Regions from separate parts of the Homo sapiens genome. Here region 1 is linked to region 2. Evidence: read pairs that join two places in POLR2A ChIA-PET (ENCODE). Cell type or tissue: Panc1. All regions are shown on one strand. Each heading gives the region's core, and the rest is flanking DNA. Links, peaks and the distances in the headings are about the cores only.

What was found. Peaks named below come from ENCODE experiments on the same cell type or tissue, not always from the same donor. Only the 100,000 strongest peaks of a DNase experiment are listed, where the experiment ranks them.
Region 1: POLR2A ChIA-PET joins it to region 2 with 10 read pairs; 2 of 35 experiments call an interaction of 5 or more read pairs at or near these places.

What each region holds. Positions count from the first base shown.
Region 1 is chr11:10,037,327-10,050,320 of GRCh38, reverse strand. SBF2 (SET binding factor 2) reads left to right here. Exons shown (of 40, transcript NM_030962.4): 3 at 7,340-7,477. Among named protein-coding and RNA genes, the nearest start is that of SBF2, 250 kb to the left of the region's middle. RefSeq lists an enhancer at 4,954-6,153. In Panc1, for the core only: no CTCF peak of the experiment used is centred there; no DNase peak of the experiment used is centred there; H3K27ac peaks cover 4,691 bases.
Region 2 is chr11:10,361,190-10,374,183 of GRCh38, reverse strand. The region is part of intron 2 of CAND1.11 (a long non-coding RNA gene); the gene reads right to left. Among named protein-coding and RNA genes, the nearest start is that of CAND1.11, 59 kb to the right of the region's middle. RefSeq lists an enhancer at 7,123-7,622. In Panc1, for the core only: a CTCF peak has its summit at 7,347; a DNase peak (open chromatin) is centred at 7,393; H3K4me3 peaks cover 241 bases; H3K27ac peaks cover 2,583 bases.

The sequences.
Region 1 (12,994 bases), core at 2,862-10,861, 320 kb after region 2:
TGCCTATATGTATATGGTTATAAAAAGTTGCATTGTTATTTCTGTTAGGTAACTTCAATTTGAGAAGTCAAATATATTTGGTAGAATTAGAACTAAAATGAAGGGATTTTGTTTGTCCTTATTGAAAACCTGTAGTTTCTTTAAAGATGTGAAAATATGCAGTCATCATTCTCTAGTGTATGTTTTTTAGTACCATTTACCAAGCCTAGTGATTAGCTAATGATATGAATGACAGACTTCTATGAGAATGGGATTATTTGCTGTTAATTCACAGAACTGATTCACTTTTTATCAGAGGGGCAGTTTGTGGTGGTGGTAGAACTGATGATGCAGGCTGTATCGTTACATTATGTTATAACCTAAGCTCACATACTTCCTTCCTGATTCTGAGGCTCATTTTAGAAAATGATGTACCTTATTCACGAAAGAAGTTTGTTGAGAGAAAGTAAAAGGATTTTGAAAGATATTTTTGGCTTTTATTGTAGCCTGATAAAACTTTCCAGTTCTACCAAGGATTATACCGTTCTGCTACCCAAGTAGTTTAAGCCAAGGATAGTTACATGTTAACACCCATTCTCATTAAAATAGCAGTTCCCATACTTTTAGTCTCAGTACCCTTTATACTGTCACAAATTATTGAGAATTCTAAAAGAGTTTTATGTGGTTTTATCAATTCATTTATATATTAGAAATTACAACTAATTTTTTTTTTTAAGATGGAGTCTCTCTCTTGTTGCCCAGGCTGGAGTGCAATAGCGCGATCTTTGCTCACTGCAACATCCGCCTCCCAGGTTCAAGCGATTCTTCTGTCTCAGCCTCCCAAGTAGCTGACATTGCAGATATGTGCCACCACACCCAGCTAATTTTTATATTTTCAGTAGAAGTGGGGTTTCACCATGTTGGCCAGGCTGGTCTCAAACTTCTGACCTCAAGTGATCCACTCACTTCAGCCTCCCAAAGTGCTGGGGTTACAGGCGTGAGCCATCGCACCCAGCCACAACTAAAATAAAATTTTTTTTTAAATTTACCCACTTTTAAATAACAAAATCCCATTCCATGTTAACAAAAATACCATGTTTTTATGAAAAATAACCATCTTTTCCAAAACAAAAAAATACAGAAAAGAGTGATACTGTGTTACATTTTTGTAAATGTCTTTGATATTTGGCTTCATAGAAGCAGCTGGATTCTCATACCTGCTTTTGCATTCAAGCTCTTGTGATTTGATTTTTTTGGTTGAAGTATATGAAGAAAATCAAATCTCAAAAATATGTCATTGGAAGAGGAAGGAGTATTTAGTAGCTTTTTCAGATAATTACGGATACTTTTCTTTATATACTGCTCCAATATCCAATGAATAGTAGTTTCTTAAAGGTTAGTTACAGTGTGGAATTTGTAACCACATCTGTGAACTTTTCTTATGGTTACATTAAAATCTGTTGGTCTACTGGGCACTTTGAATGGATCTTTCACATGCATGATTTTATAATATCATGCACTGGTCATTTGACAAATATGGGTTTAGTGAGTTATATACAGCTTCCAAATATTGACACATGTCACTATATAATACTTAAAATATAAATTAACTAATAGTATGATAATATTTGTCATAGAAGTCTTAAAATATTACAAAACTCTCAGGTGCTTGAAAGCTCATATTTTATCATTGATAACAAATTGTCTTAGATCTTTATCTTGAAGTGACAGGCCCAGTTGATTTATGTTGAGAAAATGTCTGCCAAATACATGTCTGCCAAAATATGTTTGGCATATATAATGCCAGTTATAATGAAATTAAAATGTTTATTGCCTCATCAAGGGCCTTTTCAATTAAAACTGACTTTTTTATTGCAAATGTGCAGCTATAAAGAATACAGCAATTACTAGTATAGTTTGGTGCCACTGCTTTGATTCCTATTAAGACACAAGCAGTTTTACTCACAGTAAAGAAACAACCAATATCTTAGGTTTATTATGAAAATAATTTTGACATTGGGGACTCTTTTGATAGCTGCTATTCTAGAATAAAAAGGCTTATTGCAGTCACAAATAAGCCTGAGATATAGGGTTATGGAATTTAGTATAGATGGGTTGTTGAGAGAAAAATATGTGGATATCAAGGGCCAGTTTTTCATATCTGCAGCTTCCTGAGGGCTGACTGTGGGACTTGATTATCTGCAGATTTTGATATTAGTGAGGGGACCTGGAACCAATCCTCCACAGATACCAAGGGACACATAAAGATAATGATGTCGGCTTTTCTTTACCAGATTAGTATTAATAGATAAAAAGTTCTAGGGAAATATAGAGGAGGATAGGTTATTATTGTTGTTGTTATTCATAATAAAGATGGTTTTGGAGTATAGTAGAGGAACAGCGTGGCCTGATTCTTTGGTTTGGAGAGGGCGAGAGAAGCTAGGAAGTTTCAAAGAAGACTTCATAGAATAAATGATTCTTAAGTTATCAATAATATTTTGAATAAATTGCTATTTTAAACTAAATATGTAATAGAAATGTTTTTACTGATTTGCTAATTAAGGTACAGTTAAGCCTTTCTCTAGAGAAACTGTGAACATGATTAACATCCCTCTCCAAATGTAGGAAATCATGTCGATCTTACTTTTCTGATATCTCTAGACTCATACAAGGTAGGCAATGAGACAGTGAAAGGAGGAGCTAGTTTTGGAAAACGTCTGTACAAAAGAGGAAAATGTCAAAGAGATGGGGATAGAAACATGGGTTGGATCAAAGGGGGTAATGGTCATAATACCTAACATTTACGTCCACTGGATTATATGCCAGGGGCTTCTCTGAGCACTTTGCATGTGTATATAAGATCAGTTGAAGGTATTTGTGTAGTCTACTTCGGGCTCTCTATTCTGTTTTGTTGATCTCTTTGCCTATTCTTTTGCCAGTATCACACTGTCTTGTCTACTATAGCTTCCTGGTAGGTCTCAAAGTTTGGTAGTGTCAGTCCTCCAGCTGTTTTTCTCCAATATTGTATTGGCTATCCTGGATCTTTTGCCTCTCTTTATAAACTTTAGGATCATTTTGTTAATATCCATAAAATAACTTGCTGGGATTTTTGTTGGAATTATGTTGAATCCTTGGGTCAAAGTGGGACAAACTGACATTTTGTCAGTATTGAGTCTTCCTATCCATGAACATAGAATCTCTCTTCATTTATTTAGTTCTTTGATTTCTTTCATCAGAGTGTTATAGTTTTCCTTATATAGATCTTTTGCGTATCTTGTTAGATTTATACCTAATTATTTGGTTTAGTGGAGTGCTAATGTAAATGGTATTATATTTTTGCCTCAAATTCCACTTACTTCTGACATAAAGGAAAAGTGGTTGATTTTTGTATATTAACTTTGTATCTTAGAACTTGTTTTTAATTGCTTATTAGTTCCAGGGATGGGTTTTTTTTTTTTTTTTGTCCTTTCAGATTATCTGTTTACACAATCATGTCATCTGTGAACAAAAGCAGTTTTGTTTCTTTCCTCCCAATATATATACTTTTTATTTTTTTCATTTTATTGCGTTAACTAGGACTTGTAGGATAATATTGAGAAGCAGTGGTGAAAGGGGCATCCTTACTTTATTCCCCTGATCATTCTTGGAAAGCTTTGAGTTTTTCAGCATTAAGTATGGTACTAGCCATAGGAGTTTTTTTTTTTTAAAAGATATTCTTTATCAAGTTGAGGAAGTTTCCCTCTACTTCTAGTGTACTGAGGCTGTTTATCATCAATAGGTATTGGATTTTGTCAAATGCATTTTCTGCATCTATTGGTATGATCACATGATTATTATTCTTTAGCCTGTTGATACGATATAATGCTTTAATTGATTTTTGAATGGTTAACCAGCCTTGCATGCCTGGGATGAATTCCACTTGGTCATGATATTATTTTTATTCATTGTTGAATTCAACTTGCTAATATTTTTGCTTTTATGTTTATGAGCAATATTGGTCAATAATTTTTATTTCTGTAAATGTCTTTATCTGGTTTTGGTATTAGTATAGTGCTGGCCTCATAGAATGAAGAAGGTATTCCCTTTGCTTCTGTTTTCTGAAAGAGGTTGCAGATAATTGGTATACAGTTGTCCTTTGGAATCTGCAGGGGATTGGTTCCAAGAATCCCCCACACATACCAAAATCCGAGGATGTTCAAATGTTTTATGTTAAATGGTGTGGTATGTGCATATAACCCATGCATATCCTCCTGTATATTGTAAATCATCTCTAGATTACTTATACCTAAGACAATGTAAATGTTATGTAAATAGCTACTATCCTGGATTTTTATATATGCTATTTTTATAGTTGTATTGTTATTTTTCTTTTTTTTTCAAATATTTTTGATCCGTGGTTGGTTGAATCCACAGATGTAGAACCCACAGATACAGAGGGCTGACTGTAACTTCTTCCTTAAATGTTTAAAAGAATCCACCAGTCAATCCATCTGGGCCTGGTGCTTTCTGTTTTGGAAAGTTATTAATTATTGATTCAGTTTCTTTAACAATATAGGACTATGCTGATTGTCCATTTCTTGTGTGAGTTTTGGTAGATTGTGTCTTTCAAGAAATTGGTACATTTCTCTACATTGTCAAAGCTGTGGGCATAGACTTGTGCATAATATTCATTGATTATCCTTTAAAAGTTCATGGGAACTTTTGTGTGGAGGAAAAGTTAAATATTAAATTTGAACTCAATTGAACGTGGACACAAACAATGGTCACCAAGTCCTGGCACAGGTTGTGTGAGCCCCTTCAGGCGTTCGTCCAGCACTGTTTCAGAGAAATCTCTATTTCAATCTATTCCTATACCTTGGTTTTTGAAAAGCAATAGGCCGGGTGCAGTGGCTCATGCCTGTAATCCCACCACTTTGGGAGGCCAAGGCGGGTGGATCACTTGAAGTCAGGAGTTCAAGACCAGCCTGGCCAACATTGCAAAACCCCATCGCTACTAAAATACATGAATTACCTGGGCATGATGGCGGGCACCTGTAATCCCAGCTACTCAGGAGGCTGAAGCAGGAGAATCACTTGAACCCAGGAGGCGGAGGTTGCAGTGAGCCAAGATCGTGCCACTGCACTCCAGCCTGGGCGACAGAGCAGGACTCATCTCAAAAAAAAAAAAAAAGAAAAGCAATAGATAGTCACAAAAACAAGTTGACCTTTTTGTGTTCCTTGAGTCCAGTCACGAAGGGCCTTCATGACTGGACCTCCTGCCAAACAACTCGTTACAAAAACAGCTAGGGTCCCACACTGTGCTGAAGCTTCATGAGACCTCTCTTTGTCTGTGCACAGACAAGTGGCTGACTATAGAGCCCAGGCTGTTGCTTCCCAGTCTAGTGGTTGTTAGAAACAAGTGCTTGGTGCTGCAAAGTGAAACCAGCACTCAGGCAAAAAGCGTTCTCAGCAAGGCAATTTACTTCTGCAGAAGGGTGCTCCCTGCATCAGCCACGATCACAAGAGCACACTGAACAAATAGGGTAGATGCACAATTCGCAAGGGAGCGGGTAGAAGTGGTTCTTCTGCTATGGCACAAGACGTGTCTGGACATGTCTGGGCAAGTTAGGGCACAGCAAGAGCAGGAGGGCTGCTTGCAGGCTAAAAATGAGAAAGTACAAGAAGGTGGGGCCTTTGAACCAAGGACATTACACAATTAAACCCTTTGAAGAGGAATTCACCACCTCTGGCATGGTGAATCCTCCATAGTCTGGTGAGTGCAGTGTCCAACTCTGGAGCCCAGACTGTTGCTTCCCAGTCTGGTGGTGAATCCTCCATAGTCTGGTGAGTGTAGAGACATTTATCTCTTTTCCCTTCTCCCCTTTGCGTTGCAATTTGCTTATTATATCATTTGCTTATTTTATTACTTTGCTTATTATATAATTTGCTTATTATATCTACATTGCCATTTACATGGGATAAAGCTTGTTTACCTTTAAAGGTATTGTGTGTGTGCCTTTTCTTCTCCTCTTGCGGGTCTCCCGCCCAGAACAATCTGTACTGATATCCCGTCTTTCATTTCATTTGTTAGTAATTTGTGCCTTTTTTTTTTTTTCTTAATTAGCCTGGCTAGAGGCTTATTGAGCTTTTCAAAGAAGCAGCCTTTTATTTTATTGATTTTTCTCTACTGATTTTCTGTTTTCAGTATCATTGATTTCAATTCTAACTTTTATTTTCTTTATTTGCTTACTCTGGATGTAATTTGCTCTTCTTTTCTAGTTTCCAAAGGTCAAAGCTTAGTTTACTGACTTTAGATCTTTCTTCTTTTCTAATATGTGCATTCAATGATAGAAATTTTTCTATAAGCACTGCTTTCATCACATCACACAAATTTTGATGTTTTATTTTCATTTTCAGTTAGCTCAAAATATTTTTTAAATTTCTCTTGAGATTTCATCTTTGACTCATGTTATTTAAAAAGTATTGTTTGGCTGGGTGCAGTAGCTTATGCCTATAATCCTGGCACTTTGGGAGACTGACACAGGAGAATTGCTTGAGCCCAGGAGTTCGAGACCAGCCTGGACAACATGGAAAGACCCTTTCTCTACAAAATAAAAAATATTAGCCAGATATACTGGTAGGCACCTGTAGTCCCAGCTACTCAGGAGGCTGAGATGGGAGAATCGCCTGAGCCCAGGGGGTTGGGGTTAAAGTGAGCTGTGATCATGCCACTGCACTGCAGCCTGGGTGATGAAACAAGACCCTATCTCAAAAAAAAAAGAAAGTGTTGTTTAACCTGCAAGTATTTCTGGATTTTCCAGCTATCTGCCTGTTATTGATTTCTAGTTTAATTCTGTCATGGTCTAACAGCAGACATTCTATGATTCCTCTTTTTTAAATTTGTTGAAGTATGTTTTATGGACAAGAATGTGGTCTGTCTTGCTGAACAAGATATCTCTTTTTTTGTAATGAATTGAAGACTCTCAGATTCATATGGAAATTTAAAAATAATTCTATTTTCCCTCAATGATACATATTTTGCCCTTGATTTCTAATGTATTCCATGATTTGTTCTCATAGTTGGGGGATGTCTTTAATTTTGATGCGGTATTCCTACATAGGCCTACCTGGGTCTCAGAAATGGCACCCAGAGTGGCAACTGTGGGAAATCGAGGCTATCTTCATGAAATATATATGCACATTGGTGAAAGTTTTCACCATTATGAATCTGTACATTAACTTTTTTTTAAATGTTGGCTTTAGACTCATACCACATCAGGTAGGAATTTGTTAAAATGGGCAAACATTTAAAATTTCTCAGAGATTAATAATTAACTTTTATTGTTTTTAAATGTTACATTTTTTTTTCTATTTCATTTAGTTTTGTCAGCCTGGCGGGTGGCAGCTGTCCAGAGAGAGGAAGCAGCCAACGTTCTTTGTGGTTGTCCTGACAGACATTGACTCAGATCGACATTACTGCTCATGCCTAACCTTCTATGAGGCAGAGATCAATCTTCAGGTACAAAAACCTTTACTAGCTAAAGTACAGTCGAAGGTACAACATTTAGGAATGTTTTTTATATGCCATATTTTTGTTACAACTGCAAGTTTGAGTTTTATGGGCTAGCATAAGAAGCATGAAGAAATTTTTATGTTTAAGGTTGGAGAGGAGAGCAACATGTTAAAATTACTTTCCAGATTTAATTGTCCTTTTTCAAAACATTGATCATAATCTGAATATTTCTAAAAATAGTGCATCCTTGAATTGGTTTATTAAGAATATTAATTTCTTCTCTTGGTGAACCTGTGATTTTCCCTGCCAGCCCTTCTCCTGGGAGGTCTTTCATAGAATGTGGAACATTTACTCACAATGTTTGCAAATCATTATTACAATGCTTGACATTATTGTTTAAGCACCCAAATGTTAACTCATTCTTCTTAGGGGTGGTATTATCAACATGATCAGGCAGAAATTCATAAGCTAGAACTATGAAGACATATAAAATAATTGCTCTTTCAGACTATTGGTTGAGGTTCTTAGTTTCACATTACTGGCTCTACTTTCTCTAAGCAGAAAGGAGTCATAACAAAGTATTTGGCAACTTGTGAAATTTTAGGGGTGAGGGACAAGCAGGGAACCAATTCTGGGTACTAGGAACAGCCCAGCTTGGTGCTATTCTCATAGAAACCATATTCCTTCCACCTTTTACCACTTGGCACTTACAATGCTGGGTATATATCAGACATTATAACCTTCACCATAGTTGTGCTAGAATATCCATTCTCCTGCAGATATTCACACTGCTGACTTCTGCTTTAGTCTCATACTGCTGACTTCTGCTTTTAAGTTTTACATGAGTTGTTTCTTTGGTGGAAGTTAAGATTGTATACAGAGCCCATTTTGCCCCAAAAAGTGTAGGGTTTTTTTTGTTGGTGCTGGTGGTGGTGGTTTTTCTTTCCAGGCTCTATAATACAAGAAGGAAACCATAAAGGGGACTTCGAAGATATTGAGTAAGCCAGTTTGCATAATCTACTGTAGTTTCTGCTACGTATAGAGTATCATCACTTGGGGGAAAAGATTGGCCTGCTTTCTGAAATGGCTTAACAAAGGAGTATTTGGTAGTTTTGATTATGTTTATTAAACTCTAAGATCTGAATTTTCTGGATGCAGAAATCTGATTTTTGAGTACAAGAAGAGACAAATTACCTTTCATGATGCAGACTCATTATTCAAGTTCATTAGACTGATGTGTTAAAACTAACATGCTAGACTACTAATTTATAGGAAATGTGAAAAGTGCTGAAAATGCATATAGAACAAAACATGCATTATCAGCACATTGTCTTCCTGTCACCAGATCTTAGTAGAAAGCCATATCAAAGTCCGGAGTTTTGATTATGGAATCAAACCGATATTTGATGTTAAATACTTAAAGACTATCAGACTAACATAGCCTGTTGCTTCTATTTGAAGTTAGAGATTACTGTATGTTATCAATGGGGACAGAAAACTTTCAGTCTGTGACTTTAAGTCTCCTCTCCCCTGGATAATGTTTGGATATATGTTGCCAACAAATAGCTAATCAAATTCTCATTTTTATCAGTTCAATCTGAATAAGTTAGAGAGTGTTCTCTAGCCCAAGAACCACTCTGTCTCTTTTATTGGCCTTTCGTTTCTCTGTTGATCTTTAGCATTTAAGTTAATGCTGAGAATTCAGTATATTCTGTTATTTCCATATTCTTGAGGGTATCGCTTCACAACTCTTTGGAATTATCTAATGAAACTAACTATAATTATTTAGATTCTCCCTCTTCACTATTCACCCCTCTTCTTCTAGACAAACTGACAGAAAGGCAATATATTGACATTATATTAATGGCAGATGTTTATAAATAGGTTCTAGGAATTCTTGGGTATTTTTCAAACTTTTAATTTGGAAATAATTTTAAACTTACAGAAAAGTTGCAAGAATAATGCAAACATGTATATAGCCTTTACCCATATTCACCTGTTGTTAATATTTTGCCCCATCGTTTTATTTGAGGTCTTTCTTCCCTACCCTTCTTTCCTCTCTTTATCCCTTCTTCCCTCTTCCCCTCTCTCCTCTCCCCATCTCCCCCATACACACACACACCTAAATTCTTTAGTATATGCTTCAGAGGTACATGAACAGTACGTAAACAGTACAGTTATCAACCTCAGGAAATTTAACATCAATATAATAAAACCTACTATCCATATTCCAGTTTTGTCATTTGATCTAATAGTGTCCTTTATAGCACCCCCCCATCCCTTTTTTCTTCCAGTACAGGATCTAGTACATACTACATATATTGCATTTAGTTTTTATTTCTCTTTCGTCTCTTTTCATCTGGAATACTTGTGCTGCCTTTGTCTATAATGTTGACATTTTTAAATAATGTAACTTCTCACCCCCCATTTTTAATACAATGTTTCTTATTTTCTGTTTTCCAGTATCTCTCATTGTTAGTTTCAGGCTGTGTCAACAGTTGGAATATTACCTGTGTTCCTTCTAAGGGCATCCTTCTAAGAGTACACATCCGGAAGTCCACAATGCCTGTCTGTCCCTCACTGATGATGTTAATTTTGGTAACTTGGTCAGATGATTGTCAGATTTCTCCACTTCATAGTGGCGATTTTTATGTTTGCAATTAATAATCAGTCTACTAGAAGACACTCTAACACTATGCAAATATCCTACTGTTCATCAATCATGTTCCCCTAGATTTCAGCATTTACTAATGATTCTTGCCTATAGCAATTTTGATTCTGATAACAAAAAATGATTATTTTCTAACTCCATACTCCCTCTATTTTTAGCAGTCAGCAGTCGACCTTTTACTATAAGCAGGAACTCTCTCTTCCTGTCTGTTTGAGCTACAGATACATGGATTCAGGTTTTTTTTTTGTCAATAATATGTAAATCATTAATGGTTTTTATTATTTTAATGCACAAATTATCCCATATTTGACCAGCGTGCACCACTCAGACAGATTCCTGTGTTCTTTTCACAGATCTCCTTTTAGAAAAAGTACTTTTTAACTTTTCATCATAACAAGTTGATCTAGGATCATTTTATTCCTTCCCTGCCTCTGCCTTGAAATCAGCCATTTCTTCAAGGAGTCTGACTCCTTTGAATAGGGAATAATATTAGAAGCTAAGATCTGGGTTCTTGTATAGTTTGAATCCATATGTCAAGAAGTTATTTCTCTTTTTAGCTTAGATATTTTCCTACTTGCCATTTTAAGTGGGCCCAGAAATCATAATTTATTTGTTACGATCACCTTACAAAAGGTTACAGTCTGCTTCATATCAGTTTTTCCAAGATTTTGAAAATGCGGATAGGTTGTGAGAATTCCGGATTCTATATAATTGTACTTAGGTACTAGCCAGAATTGTAAGACCACTTTTCTGGAAACATAAGTTAATGTCTTTTGGGCTTGGTGGAAAAGAGGGATAAACAATGAAGCAGAATTTGAAAAAAAAATAGAACCCAGAAGATGTTTCTTTCTTGTCATCAGTAAAGTTGTTTTCATTTTTGGCATGAACTGTTTATGTCCCTTTAAAAATGTGTTTTTCTTTTCTTTTTGGATCATATCATCAGTTCAAAATAGATCTTTTAATTCTTTTTTGGTGTGAATTACTTCATACCAAATATACTATGACACATTATTTGGAAGCCTAAAGAGGGGGAACTTAGGGACATACACCATCCAGAATGTGATTGTGCAACTTTAAAAATGTTAGCTCTGTTATCTTTCCAAGATACAGTAACACTGTCAGTAATCATAAGCAAAACTTGGCATTAAACTTTTGATAATATGTTCCCAAAATTACTCAACTAGGTAATGTGATCCTAAATTTTTTTAAGTAATCAGCAAAATATGATAGATTTACATTGACTTTTATTACTTATCTAAATAATCATTTGATTATCTTAAAATATGTTAAAAGTATAAAATTTTAAATATCTAAAATTTAAATTTAGTTCTATATCTTTTTAAAGTTATTTCATATGTTTATATACTTGTCTCTGAATCAGTGGTAATTATGCAGTTCTCAGTGAGAACATTTGGTGTGTCATCAAATTGTCATCAAAGAAAGAGAGAGGGAATGAATTTTGTAATTTCGAGAGATAAGAGGAGGAAAAAAGAGGGAGAGACATAGAAGACATAAGATACGTTTCTCCATCACAGTGGGCTTCAAATCTAGCTTGGGAAGCAGAACCAAAACTTAAGTACAAAACCATTCCAAAGTATCATATGCTAAGTATCATTCAGTGAAACAGATAATAATTGCAGACTAGGCAACTGGAATAAATCATACAGAGTTTAAAAGACTCAGTGGACATTTTAATAAGAGCTAACACCTAGAGTAAGGGAAAGAAAAAGGACAATTCAAACAAAAAGCTTGTGCAAAGGAAAAAAGATTGTAGTGCTTATGATAAATTAAAGTCTTATGTTCTGGGTACTGTGCTAAAAGTTTTACAACACTTTATTTCATTCTATTTTATTTAACTCACATATAGTTTATTCTCACAAAACACCATTTGATAGGTTTTAACATTTCCATTTTACAGATGAGGCTTACTTAGGGACATTCAGTACCAAGTTAAAGTGCTTGATTGATTCTGTCTCCAAGGACCAAATAATAACCACATATACTACAAAGCTGCAAAAATTGTATCAGTGTGCTATAGGTTCAAGAATTAAGTGTCAAGGGTAAAAACAATTATGGGAACAAAACCAATACTCCAGAAGCAGACCCTATTGTGTATAGGAGATCAGTGTCCAACAATAGAAGCTTTATAAATCAATGGAATGTGTGTATTTCAACAAATATTATTTAAACAGTTGATGAGCTATTTGAGAAAAGAAAAAAATTTAAACATAGTATCATATAATTAATTCCAAGCAGTTAAGTAATTACCTGGAAAATGGAGTAATAAAAAGGAATTTATAAATTCGTCTCTAGATGGTATAAAACAGTGGAGAAAACCACACACAAAACAGTGTATAGATTTAGCTGAAGTACTACAACCCAATCATTTTTGGTACTCCCCCACCCCCACCATCCCGCTCTTTATCATAGTAAACTATGCTCATTGTAGAAGACATAGAGAGAACATGCAGGAAAAAATTTGAGAGAACAGAAAAAGATGGTTTGACATATTTTCTTCCAATAATAAGGATTTTTTTTTTTTAACAAAAGTTGCTGTACACTAGTTGACCATATAGGTAGGTTTAATTAATCCCCTGATGGACATGTATTTCCTGTTTTGTCAATATTATGAATAACTGTGATGAATATCTCATTGGAAAAACCTTAGTTCCTTCAAGAAGGGTTTAGTCCCAGGTAATCCAACTCTTTGAACTAAAAATTCGAAATAGCAGTATTTGGGAATTGGGCTTGCTGATATTGTAATCAACTTTACACTTGGTAGCATTCTAGAGACTAATTCTTAGGTCTTATTCAACAAGACTAGACTTTGTTAGAGTCTGGTGAAAACTAGC
Region 2 (12,994 bases), core at 2,668-10,667:
CCTAGGGGCCTGAGGTTAACTGCCAATCCTCCTCACCAGAATGAAACTGGCTACAGGTAGAGTTTCTGTGACGGCCTTTTATGGTCTACCTCTGCCTGATCTGACTGTGCATCTGCTCCCCCACTTCTCTATCTTGATGATCTATATCCCACACAGACCCACACTTCCTTTACAGGTCCCATTTACCAACTGATAAATATGGAGAATTATCAGTAATAGATCTGATCTATATCTGTGCAGGCTATAGATCATCACTTTTGCCACAATTAAAAATAAAAATAAAAAAGGAGACCATCTCCTTTTTTATTTTTATTTTTAATTGTGGCAAAAAAACACACGCACAATGGAAAATTTACTATCTTAACCATTCTTAAGTGTACAGTTCAGTAGTGTTAAGTATGTTCACACTGTTGTTCTCCATCTCCCCTTTAGCACTTACCTAAAAGCCTTGAAGCAACACAGTCTTCATTTGTTATGGTTAGATTGCTTCCAGAAATTTGACTCCTCTTTGCTCCTGCACAGATCTGTGTAGAGCTGAAGTGCAGGAGGTTCATACTTGACCTCAAATGCACTCTGCTAATGGCTATTATAAATTATCTTCACATTTTGCTGACTCCATGGATAAAAGCAGGTCAGCTTCCTGCAGCCAAGAGTCTTGGGCCAGGCAGTGGCATGGGCTCCCTTCCAGGGAATCGGTCTCAAAAAGGAGTGGATCTACTTGTGTTCACAACACAAGAGTTGGACTGTTTGCGTCAGATGGGGACACCAGACGACTGTGCCTTTAAGGGTGGTAGGCACCCACCTGTGTGGCCCCAGCTTTGCCCTTTGGAGGAGGCACTTGAAAGAAGCAAGTTATGTAATGTCAGGTTCCTCATCTGAAAAATGGGAATAATATCCACCTTATAGATTATTTCAAAGCTTGAAAAAGATGATGTTCATGAACTGTTTGTTTTCAAGTAGTAAATAGTTTAAAATAGTCACATGGTAAGTGCTTTTTCCCCCAAGTTTAATTTTTCAAATTCATTTCTATCTTGCAGTATACTATACTTCATAATATGTCCACTCTTTGAACTTCTATTTAATTGACAAATGAAAGTGTATATATTTGTGCAACATGCACAACATGATGTTTGATAATGACTACATTGTGGAATGACTAAAAATTAACATAACCATTATCTCACATACAAAGAGACTTCACAAAGTTTATGAAAAATGTGTCTTATGAGAAAACTATGCATGGATTTAAAATTTTTTCTGCACCAACATAAACTCATACTAACTTGTTATAATATGTTGAACAGAATCTAGTTTGAGGCACTAAGGAGGATAAGACATGAGTTTGAAAAGAGCCTCTATCAGACCAACATGAATTCTACTAAAATTGAAGAACAAACATCAGATTTATGGTGAAGCTTGGGTGGAAGAATGATAAAATCACTGATGCTTTACAAAAGTTTATAGGGACAAAGCCCCAAAGAAATCAGCAGTTTGCAAACAGATACCTCATTTTAAGAAAGGATGAGACAATGTTGAAGATGAAGCCTGCAGTGACCGACCATCCACATCAACTTGTGAGGAAAAAAATCATCCCATTTGTGCCCTAATTGAAGAGGACTGACAATTACCAGCACAAAAAAATAACTAACACCATAGACATCTCAATTGGTTCTGCTTACACAATTCTGGCTGAAAAATTAAAGTTGAGCAAACTTTCCGCTCAATAGATGCCAAAACCATTGCACCCAGATCAGCTACAGACAAGAGCAGAGCTTTCCATTGAAAGTTTAAATAAGTAGGATCAAGGCCCTGAAGCATTTCTTTGAAGAATCGTAACGGGAGATGAGGGGGTGGCTTTACCAGTATGATCCTAAAGACAAAGCACAATCAAAGCAATGGCTACCAAGGGGTGGCAGTGGTCTACTCACAGCAAAAGTGGACAGGTCAAAAGCAAAGGTCGTGGCAACAATTTTTTGGGCTGCTCAGGGCATTTTGCTTGTTGACATTCTGGAGGGCCAAAGAATGATAACATCTGCTAAGTATGAAAGTGTTTTGAGAAAGTTAGTCAAAACTTTAGTAGAAAAATGTCCGGGAAATCTTCACCATAGAGTCCTTCTCCACCACGACAATGCTCCTACTCATTCCTCTCATCAAACAAGGGCAATTTTGACAGTGTTTTGGTGGGAAATCATTAAGCATCCTGATTTGGCTCTTTCTGACTTCTTGTTTGTTTCCTACTCTTAAAAAGTCTTTAAAAGGCACCCATTTTCTTCAGCTAATAATGTAAAAAAGACTGAATTGACATGGCTAAGTTCCCAGGACCCCTCGGTTCTTCAGAAATGGACTAAATCGTGCTGTCATCAATTACAACAGGGTCTTGATCTTGATGGAGCTTATAGTGAGAAATCAAGTTTATATTTTGTATTTTAATTTTTTAGTTCCATTTTTCCATGAACTTTTTGAAGTCTCATACTTATCATTTTTTTCTCGTGAGAACATTTAAAATCTACTCTTAGCAATTTTCAAGTATATGATACATCATCATTAACTACAGTCACATGGTTGTTCAATAGATCTATTGAATTTGTTCTCTCTGTCTAATCTTATTCCTTTGAGCAACATCTCCCAATCTCCCTACCCCCATGGTAAGTGCTTAATAAGTAGATAAATAATATTTCTTGTTATTATTGGACCCCAAATTTTCCCAATCCCTGCAAGCCTGCAAGCATGAGTGAAGATTCTTTAACAATAAGAGATCTAATTTCACCAACTAATGTTCTCCTTTAATAACTTAGGCTTTCACTTTTGTGGAATGTGTCTCACAGGAGTTCTCTTTGCCCATGAGCAAATCTCTCTCTGGGGCATCTACTGCCCCACAGGGTCCTAGTTTCAGATACTGCTCTTTGCACTCAGCACCACCAGAGATGTGTGGAACCTTCTCGGTGTCATGTAGGCTCTCTCCCTGTGTGTCACACCCAGAAAAAGTATCCTAAAGAACTGTGGATGGTACATCGATGTTTTGCATTATTTGTAAAATGGCTTGAGTTTTTACTTAGAACTCCCTGTTTAGCACAAGACAGGCTTGAGTGAGTCTTTTGAGACTGGATCAAGAGAGATTTCTAAGGGATAGAAAACAATCTGTATTAGTATTTCCTACCCCCTACTCCCCTGGGTTGAGTGCCCTCAGCAACCATACACAAAGACTTATGGGAAACCTGACCCTTCAGGTCACCAGCCATGGTGGCCAAATCTGTCCCAGATCAAGGGACACAACCTATACTAAGCAGAGATCTGGAATTGTTATTCTACTGGGCTTTGACATTCCAAACACAATCTCCCAAATACCTGCCCCGTATTAGTTATTTATTGCTGCTTAATTAATGATTCCACACTTTGTAGCTTTTGTTATGAGGTCAGGAACCTGGGAGTGGCTTAGCAGGATGTTTCTAGTTCAGGGCCTCTCCCAGGGTTGCCAGGGCTGCAGGCATCTGAAGCTCAATTGGCAGGAGGCTTTAGTTCTTTGCCACATGGGCCTCTCCATAGCTTATGACATGGCTTCTCCAGAGCAAATTATCCAAGACAGGGTGACTGAGACAGAAACTACAATCATTTATAACCTAACTTTGGAAGTCACATACCATCACTTTGCCATAGTCTACTGATCACACAGACTTACACTAGTACCAGGTGGGAGGGGACTACCCAAAAGTGTGAATACCAGGAGGTGGAGATCACTGGGAGCTGCATTGGTAGCTGCCACCACATGCCCTCTGCCCTCTCCAGCTCCAGCCTCTACAATCTTGCCTGAAAGGAGCCCATCTTTCTTCACAGTCAAAGAGGGGAGTTTAGAGGCCCTGAGGATAGAACTAAGCAATGGCAAAGTAGCACTGGCACCCAAGGATATGTGTGTAAAAGACAAGAACCTGGAAAAGAAAGAGCAGAAAATAAGAGGACGGAAGTAAATCAAAGGGCACAGAGCTTTGAAGGAAAAAAAAAAAGAGAAAAAAGCAATACTGTAGGACAGTAAAACTGAAAATAGACAGAAGACCTCGATCCTCAGGGGGGTAGACTGACAGAGGTCAGTACTTTATAACAGCAGAGGTGCATTTCCCTCTTGTGCTACCTGTCCATGGTTGGGAGTTCACTCCGCATCTCACCTGGGAGCCCAGGCTGATAAAGCAGCCATCATTTGAATATCACCTGCATGTGGGTGGAAAGAGCACTCTGGAGGGTCTTGTACTGGCAATGAAATGCTCTGGCCCAGAAATGATTCACACCTCTTCCATTCACAACCCTTTGGCCACAAAGGGTCACCAAGGAGCCAAAAAGTGCAATCCTATCATGTTCCTGGAAGAGGGGAAAACGAAATATTTGGCAAAAGCACTCATGACTCCTCCAGGTCTAAGAGAAGAATAAACTTCTCAGAGAGAAAGGTAGGGAAGGGACTAGGGCTGGGTACTGGGGACTAGACTGGAGTCTCGCAAACGAGGCTTTTCCAGAGCTGTGCTCTAGAAGGTCCTCTGCCTGTGACCCTGCCCCCACCTTGGGCTCAGCTCATCCTTTGCTGCCTCACACAACAGGCCAAAGGAGCAAGCATCTCTTGGGGACTCTGTTTCAGGCCTGGGTCATTCCCTGACCCTCACCTTACACTGTTTTCCTCCCTCACCCAGCCCATTGATCCAGCGGGAGGATGCCCAGACACCAGGTCACAGGTTTCAAAGTAAGGCCCAAGTCATGGGATCCGTGGGGGCAGCCCTCAACTCACTTCCCAGAGATGGGTATACCTCTAGCCCTAATCTGACCACCTGACCGTGGTTCTTGGTAGATAGAGCTGGGCCAAGCTCCCATCAACCTGAGAGGTCCCTGGAGAAGTAAAGCCCTTTCTTGCCTAAACCCATTCTCTCTCTTTTGACCAGAAGCTCAACTCCTAAGAATCTCAAGTTTTCACCCATACTAGCTGGCCCAGCCTACCCAACCAGGCCAAATATCTCATCTCCCTAGCAGGCTTTTCAGAGAAAGATCTGGAGGTGGCTATAAGGCAACGCATGGTAGCGGCCTGGCTTGTCTCTCTGCAGACTCCATGTGACCTCACACTTTTGTTCATAGTCTCACATCCAACAACTGCTTAGGTTAGAGCTGATTTAGTTATCGGCCATTCTTAAGGACTCCATTGGCTCACTCACAGATTAGGAATATCCATGGTTCATCAGCAGGGCCAATGCCACCTGACCCCAACCTCTTACCCCCATCCCCTAAGCCATCCCTAAAAAGTATACAATGTAAGTGAAATCAGTGTGTTTTCCATACAAGACTTCTAGCTTCCCCTTCCACTGCAATGCCTCCTAACCCCTCCAACATAGAAATGCTGGAGCTGGCAGGGCGTGCTGGCTCACACCTATAATCCCAACATTTTCAGAGGCCAAGGCGGGTGAATCACCTGAGGTCAGGAGTTCGAGACCAGCCTGGCCAACATGGTGAAACCCCATCTCTACTAAAAATACAAAAATTAGCTGGGCATGGTGGCATGTGCCTGTAATCCCAGCTACTCAGGAGGCTGAAACAGGAGAATCACTTGAACCCAGGAAGCAGAGGTTGCAGTGAGCAGAGATCATGCCACTGCACTCCAGCCTGGGCAACAGAGCAAGACTCAGTCTCAAGAAAATAAAATAAAAATAAAAGAAATGCTGGAGCCAATAGCACCTCTCAGGTTCAGGCACTCAGAAATCAACTATTGGGGTGAGGTTGGGGGGATGTCCACAAAAACTTAGGACAAACTTTGACATTAAATTCATTCTCAGGGGACAATCTCATCCAGTTCTTGACTGAAAATAGTTACAATGGCTGTGCTGCTACAGGAGGCAGAGAAAAACCTCTCAAGGGGCAGCCAGGAACTCTTCATGGGGTAGGTCATATTTTAACTTGGGCCTCGACAGTTGGGAAGATTCTCAGTCAAGGATGCTGAGGAGGTTACTCTGAGTGCAGAGAGAACAGCATATACAAAGGCAAAGAGATGAAAATTTAGCTGACTAATATAGTATGTGTAACAGAGTAGTGGAGATAAGACTGGAAAGACAGCTCATAAACTGACCCCAACCTCAAGAGAGCCTTGAATATCAGTGAAGAGGTTACACTGATTCTCAAGAGAGATACAGAACAATCAGGATAAAGAATAATCTTAACCAATTAGTCCATTTTCATACTGCTATGAAGAAGTACCTGAGACTGGGTAATTTAAAAGAAAAAGAGATTTAATGGACTCACAGTTCCACATGGCAGGGAAGGCCCCTCACAATCACGGCAGAAGGTGAAGGAGGAACAAAGTCACATCTTACATGGCGGCAGGCAAGAGAGCGTGTGCAGGGGAACTGCTCTTCATAAAACCATCAGATCTCATGAGACTTATTCACTATCACGAGAATAGCACAGAAAAAACCTGCCCCCATGATTCAAGTACCTCCCACCAGGTTCCTCCCACGACACGTGGGGATTATGGAAACTACAATTCAAGATGAGATTTGGGTGGGGACACAGCAAAACCATATCAACTAACATCTATAGAATATTTACTAGGTTGAGCATTAGGCCAAGTGCTTTATATGCATTGTTATCTCACACCAGCTTAACAAGTATATCTATTATTTTTCTGTTTTAAAGACGAGAAAACTTGGCTCAGAGATGCTGAGTTACTTGCCTAAAATCACAGAGCTAGTAAGTGGCATGCACAGAATTCAAACCCAAATCTGCCTGATTCTAGAACCACTAGATGATATTAAATGGTGATGAACAGCATACTTACAAAAGTCCCTCTCCATGGCCGTGGCCTTAGATGGCATCAGGGGGATGGCAAGGAAGGTGTCAGCCTAAAGCCAGACAATTCCAAGCATAGCTCAAGAGTCACTATCGGGTGTCATTCACAGTTGACAGCTGAACAGAAAGGCTGGACATACATGTTGTCTCAGTTAGCAGGGAAGGACAGGAAAGAAGCATGCTGAGCAAAGGTCCATACTGAATATGATCCCTTCCCTACTCCGGACTTTGCAGAGCTGCCCTGCCCAGCGGCACCAGGCCTTCTCAGAGTTGTCCTTTGGCAGCAATGTAATTCATGTTCCCCACTGAGGGCAGAGTCCAGGCTTTGGGTCTATTCTGGCACCCCTTTTCTTCAGAGGCAGCCAAAACAACCCATTGCCTCATTGCAGCACCCCCTTCAAACCAGTCACTTTGGAGAACTTCCAAGGGCTTCGAGACATCTGTTGAACAGAGTTCAACTGGATCTGTTGAACAGAGTTCCATTCTCAATGCCTCTGCCTGCGGAAAGCCACGACAAGGACAGATGTTGTGGCTAGAGGGCAGCAGAGAGCTAGAGGCAGAAGCGCAAGGAGGAGCTAAAGATCACAGCTGGGAGAGCTCTTGGAGGAAGTGGGGGGATGGGGGGCACATGGAGAACCTCCATCTGCCAAGGAAATCCCCTCCCTTGAGTTCACACAGAGGCCAGTTCAGGTTGAGCCATAGATGTTAGGGGATCACATTGGGAAGCCAGACCGGAGGAGAAGCAGAGAGATGCCAGAGACAACACCACTAAGAGTCAAGAAGAGAGCTGGGAACATGCTGGAGGTCACCAGAGGTCCTGGAGCAGGTCTGAACACAGGCCAGCCTTGTTCTCCCCAGGCCAGGAGAGCAGAGAAGAATTTGGGCAAAAAAGCAAAGAAGAAAAGCTGCCCAGTTCATTTTATGAGGTTATCATAACCCTGATAACAAAACCTGTCAAGAACAGCACATACACACACACACACACACACACACACACACACACACACACACACACACACACACACAAAGACCAGTCTCACTTTTGAATGGGGACAGAAAAACATCTGGAAAAAAATTAGCAAATTTAATTAAAGCACATCAAAAAATCATCCATGATAGTCAAGGAGGGTTTAACAACGTAAGGATGGTTTGACATTAGGAAATGTATTAAAATTATACAGTTCATCCTTAAGAAAATAAATCACCCAAACCTATATTCTGAAAAGCACTTGATAAAGTTCCACATCCATTTCTGGTGGGTTTTTTTTAACTTTCAAATTTTTAGGGAGAGCAGAAAAATCCCTTAACATAATGAATGGTGGCAATATCTTACTTAAAATTGAAATACTACAGATTGTTTCATTAAAATCAGTAACCAAACAAAAAGATCAATGTTATTATTATTACTTAATATTGTTCTAGAAGTTAAGGTCAATGCAATAAATGAAGGAATAAAACAAAAACTAGATGTGGCAAGAAGACAAAATTATCATTTCTTATCAGTGCTATACCTTAGTTATAAAAGCTATATTTTAAAATTCCAAGACAACTTCCAGAAATAAAATAATAGTAAACAAGAACTTAAAAATCAATAATAAAAGTAATGTGAATAAAACAATAGGCAATATAAGCTGTTTACCACCTAGAATGTTATGGTCAAAAAGTTTGAAAACAATGTTGATAAGAGTTTGGGTAAACAGGCACCCTCAAACGTTGCTGATGGTATTTTGCATAGGGGGAAAAAAACGTTTCTTCTCTATACTCTCATAATGTTTCTGGCCACTAAATGTGTATGAGCTTTTCCCATACCAACCAATTCTCCAATTCTCTGTAGGCACCAACTGGGTATCCTATAATTTAACTCAATTCTGACACTAACTTTCCTGAGTTACGGCAGACCCCACAGGTTAAGGGCTCAGTGCCACAGGACTGCCCCCAACTTCAGACACCAAGTACAAGGAGTAGATCCCCAGGTTACCAAATTGAGGGCTGTCACAACCCCCTCCCCAAGTTTGATAATTTGCTACGATGACTCATAGAACTCATGGAAACACTTACGTTTACCAGTTTATTATATAATAAAGGATATGATAAGGATACAGATGGACAGCCAGAGGAAGAGGTACATAGGGCAAGGTCCGAAAGCAGAACAGGCATAGGAACTTCTGTCCCTGTGGAGTTGGGGTGCACCACCCTCCCATCACGCGGATGTGTTCACCCACCCAGAAGTTCTCCAAACCCTGTACTTCAGGGACTTTTATGGAGGCTTCATCATGTAGGCATGATTCATTATTAACTCAATCTCCAGAAGTTCCAAGCTTCTAATCATGGCTTGGTCTTCCTCGAGAACAGCCCCCATCTAAGAGCCCACCGAGAGTCATTTTATTAGAACAAAGATGCTCCTAGTACCCTTTCACTTCAGAAATTACAAGGGTTTTAGGAGCTCCATGTCAGGAACCAGGGTCAGAGACCAGTATATACATATATGTATTTCTTATTGTTTCACAGTATTATATATTGGTACAGCCTCTATGGAGAGCAATTTGGCAATATTTAAAAATTATAAATGCACTTGCCTTTTAGACTAGCAGTTCCTGTTTAGGAATTAATCTGACAGATATTCCTGTATCTATGTTAAAAATATATGTACAAAATTATTTTTTATTTATTGTTATGACGTAAGAAAATGGAAATGACCTAAATAAACATCAACAGAAAACTGTTCAATAAATTGCGGTATTCATTCATTGGTATACTATGCAGTTGTAAAAAAGAACGAGGAAGCTTTTTATATATTAAAATGGAATGAGCTCTAAGATATAAAGTTAAGTGAAAAAGCAACATACATAAGACCATGCATAGTTTGCTACCATTTGTATATATACATTTTAAAAACAGGAAAAATCATATTTACTAGTTTATGTATAAAATATCTATGGATGGATATACAAGAAACTAGTAACATTTATTAAATATGTATACCGTATTCTATAATTTGAGTTTAAAACTAAGTATATATATTACCTGTTATTAAATATATTTAATTTTAAGAAAGAACTGGGGAAAATGTTCACAAAAGTATGGGACATCCTTTGCTTTGCCAGATAAAAAATATATTTTAAAACTACTATTATTAAACACTATACAACTATAATACTGGCAGAAGTACTGACACAACATGTAAATTAGTTACTTAAAAGACAAAGGAAACATGAGAAATTAATGGAGAAATATCAAGTTATTCACTCACCAAATGATATTGTAAAAAATAACACTTTGGCAATAATTTATATTCTTACCCTAGCCCCATATACCAAAATTAATTTCAGATTATTTAAAATTTTAAATGTACAAAATAGAACTATATAAAAACTAGGTGAAATATATGTAAGTAGTTAACTGATCTTTAGATGTTGATGATTTTCTGTTTCAAATGTTAAGTCTACCTTCCATTCCTGGGATAAACCCCACTAGGTCATGATATATTTTCTTTTTCAAATATTATTGGTTTTAATTTGCCAAAGTATTACCATTGGTTTTAATCTGTTACCTCTATTCATGAGACATGTTGGTCTTCAGTTTTGTTTGTGGTACCAAGATAATGCTAATCTCCTAAAACAAGTTGGGCGATGTTTCTCCTCTATTTTTTAAGTGAGTTTGTATAGAATTGGTATTATTCCATTCTAATGTATACTAGAATTCACCCGTTAAACATAAAGTTGTTCATAATATTCCTTTGTTTTTTAAATATCTATAGGATCTATAATAATGTCCCCTCTTTCATTCTTTCATTCGTAATGCTGGCAATTTCTCTCTCTTCTCTTCTCTCTCTTTCTCTGTTAGCCTGGTGAGAGGTTTATTATTGCCTTTTTTTTTTTTTTTTTTCAAAGAACAGCTTTTGGTTTTATTTACTTTCTCTATTATTTTTCTGTGTTCTATTTCATTTATTTTCACTCTCATTTCCTTACATTCTTAATTGTTTCTACATCTACTTATTTTGTGTTCAATTGCTTTTTTTCTAGTTTTTGTTTTAAGGTGGAAGATTAGATCATTGATTTTTTTTTAGACCTTTTTTTCTCTAATAAAAACATTTAATGCTAAAATTTATTTGGAAGTACTGCTTTAGCTTCATACAACCAATTCTGTGGGGGGAGGGGGGCGGTTGTTGTTTTTTTACATTTTGTTTTGTTTTGTTTTGTTTTAGACAGAGTCTCTCTCTGTCGTCCAGGCTGGAGTCCAGTGGCATGATCTTGGCTCACTGCAACCTCCACCTCCTGGGTTCAAACAATTCTCATGCCTCAGCCTCCCTAGTAGCTGGGATTACAGGCACGGGCCACCACACCCAGCTAATTTTTGTATTTTTAGTAGAGACATGGTTTACTGTGTTGGGTGGTCTGGTCTCGAACTCCTGGCCTCAAGTGATCCACCCACCTTGGCCTCCCAAAGTGCTGAGATTACAGGCATGAGCCACTGCGCTCAGCCCATACCACCAATTCTAATTTGTTTTGTTTTCATTTTCCTTCACTCCAAAATATAATTTCCCTTCTTTGACCTATGAGTTGTTTAGAACAATGTCATTTCATTTCCAAATATTTGTGAATTTTCCAGTTATGTTTTTGTCGTTGATTTCTAATTTAATTTTATTTTTAAACAGAGAACCTACTCAGTGTAATTTCAGTTCTTTTCATTTTATTGAGATTTGTTTTATGGCCCAGAATGTGTTTTATCTTGTTCAATGTTCCACATGCACTTGAAAAGAATGTGTGTTCTGTTGTCACTGGGTGTTAACACTCTACCTATCAATTAGATCAGTGGGTAGATAATGTTCTAGCCTTCTTTATTCTTACTGATTATCTGTCTGTTTTACCAATTACTAAGAACGCAGTGTTCATATCTCCAACCATAATTGTGAATATTTCCATTTCTCCTTTCATTTTTGTTACTTTTTATTCATTTTTTTCTTTTTTCTTTATTTTTGTCTAATTGCAATTCATATATTTGGAAGCGCTGTTACTGGGTATATATATATATACTTAAAATCTTCTGATTAATTGATCTTTTCATCATTAGAAAATGTCCCTCATTATCCTTGGTAATATTTCTTGCCCTGAAGTCTACTTTGTTTAATATTAATATAGCCACTGCACTTTTTTGATAAGTGTTTGTGATGTCTTATCTTTTTCTATCCTTTTTTTTAATTATAAATAAATGAGACAGGGTCTCACTCTGTCACCCAGGCTGGAGTGCAGTGGTGTGATCATTGCTCACTGAAGCCTCAACCTCCTAGGCTCAGGTGATCCTCCCACCTCAGCCTCCTCACTCTCTGGGACTACAGGTGTGTGCCACCATGTCCAGCTAATTTTTTGTATTTTTTGTAGATATGTGGTTTTGCCATGTTGCCCAGGCTGGTCTCAAACTCCTGGGCTCAAGTGATCTTCTCACTTCAGCCTCCCAAAGTGCTAGGAATACAGGTGTGAATCACCATGCCCAGCTACTGTCCTTTTAATTTTAAACCGTCTGTGCCTCTATATTTAAAGTGGGCTTCCATAGATAGCACAAAGTTAATCTCTGTTTTTACCAGACTATCTGGACCATTTATACTTAATGTAATTATCTATATGGTTAGATTATGTTTATCGTCTTGCTGTTTGTTTTCTACGTGTCTCATTTTTTCTTTTTTTTTTTTGTTTGTTTGTTTTGCTTTTTTTTTTCCTTATTTTATTTTTTTGAGACGGAGTCTCACTCTGTTACCCACGCTGGAGTGCAGTGGCGTGATCTTGGCTCACTGCAACCTCCACCTCCAAGGTTCAAGTGATTCTTCTACCTCTGCCTCCTGAGTAGCTGGGACTACAGGCATACGTCACCACGCCTGGCTAAATTTTTTTTGCATTTTTAGTAAAGACGGGGTTTTGCCATATTGGTCAGGCTGGTCTTGAACTCCTGACCTCATGATCTGCCCACCTCAGCCTCCCAAAGTGCTGGGATTACAGGCGTGAGCCCCCACATCTGGCCTTTTTTCTTTTTTTTTTTTTTTTTTTGAGATGGGGTTTCACCATGTTGGCCAGACTGGTCTTGAACTCCTGACTTCAGGTGATCCACCCACCTCAGCCTCCCATAGTGCTGGGATTACAGGTGTGAGCCACTGGTGCCCAGCCTCCATTTTTTCTTTTTTTGTTGTTGTTCTTCA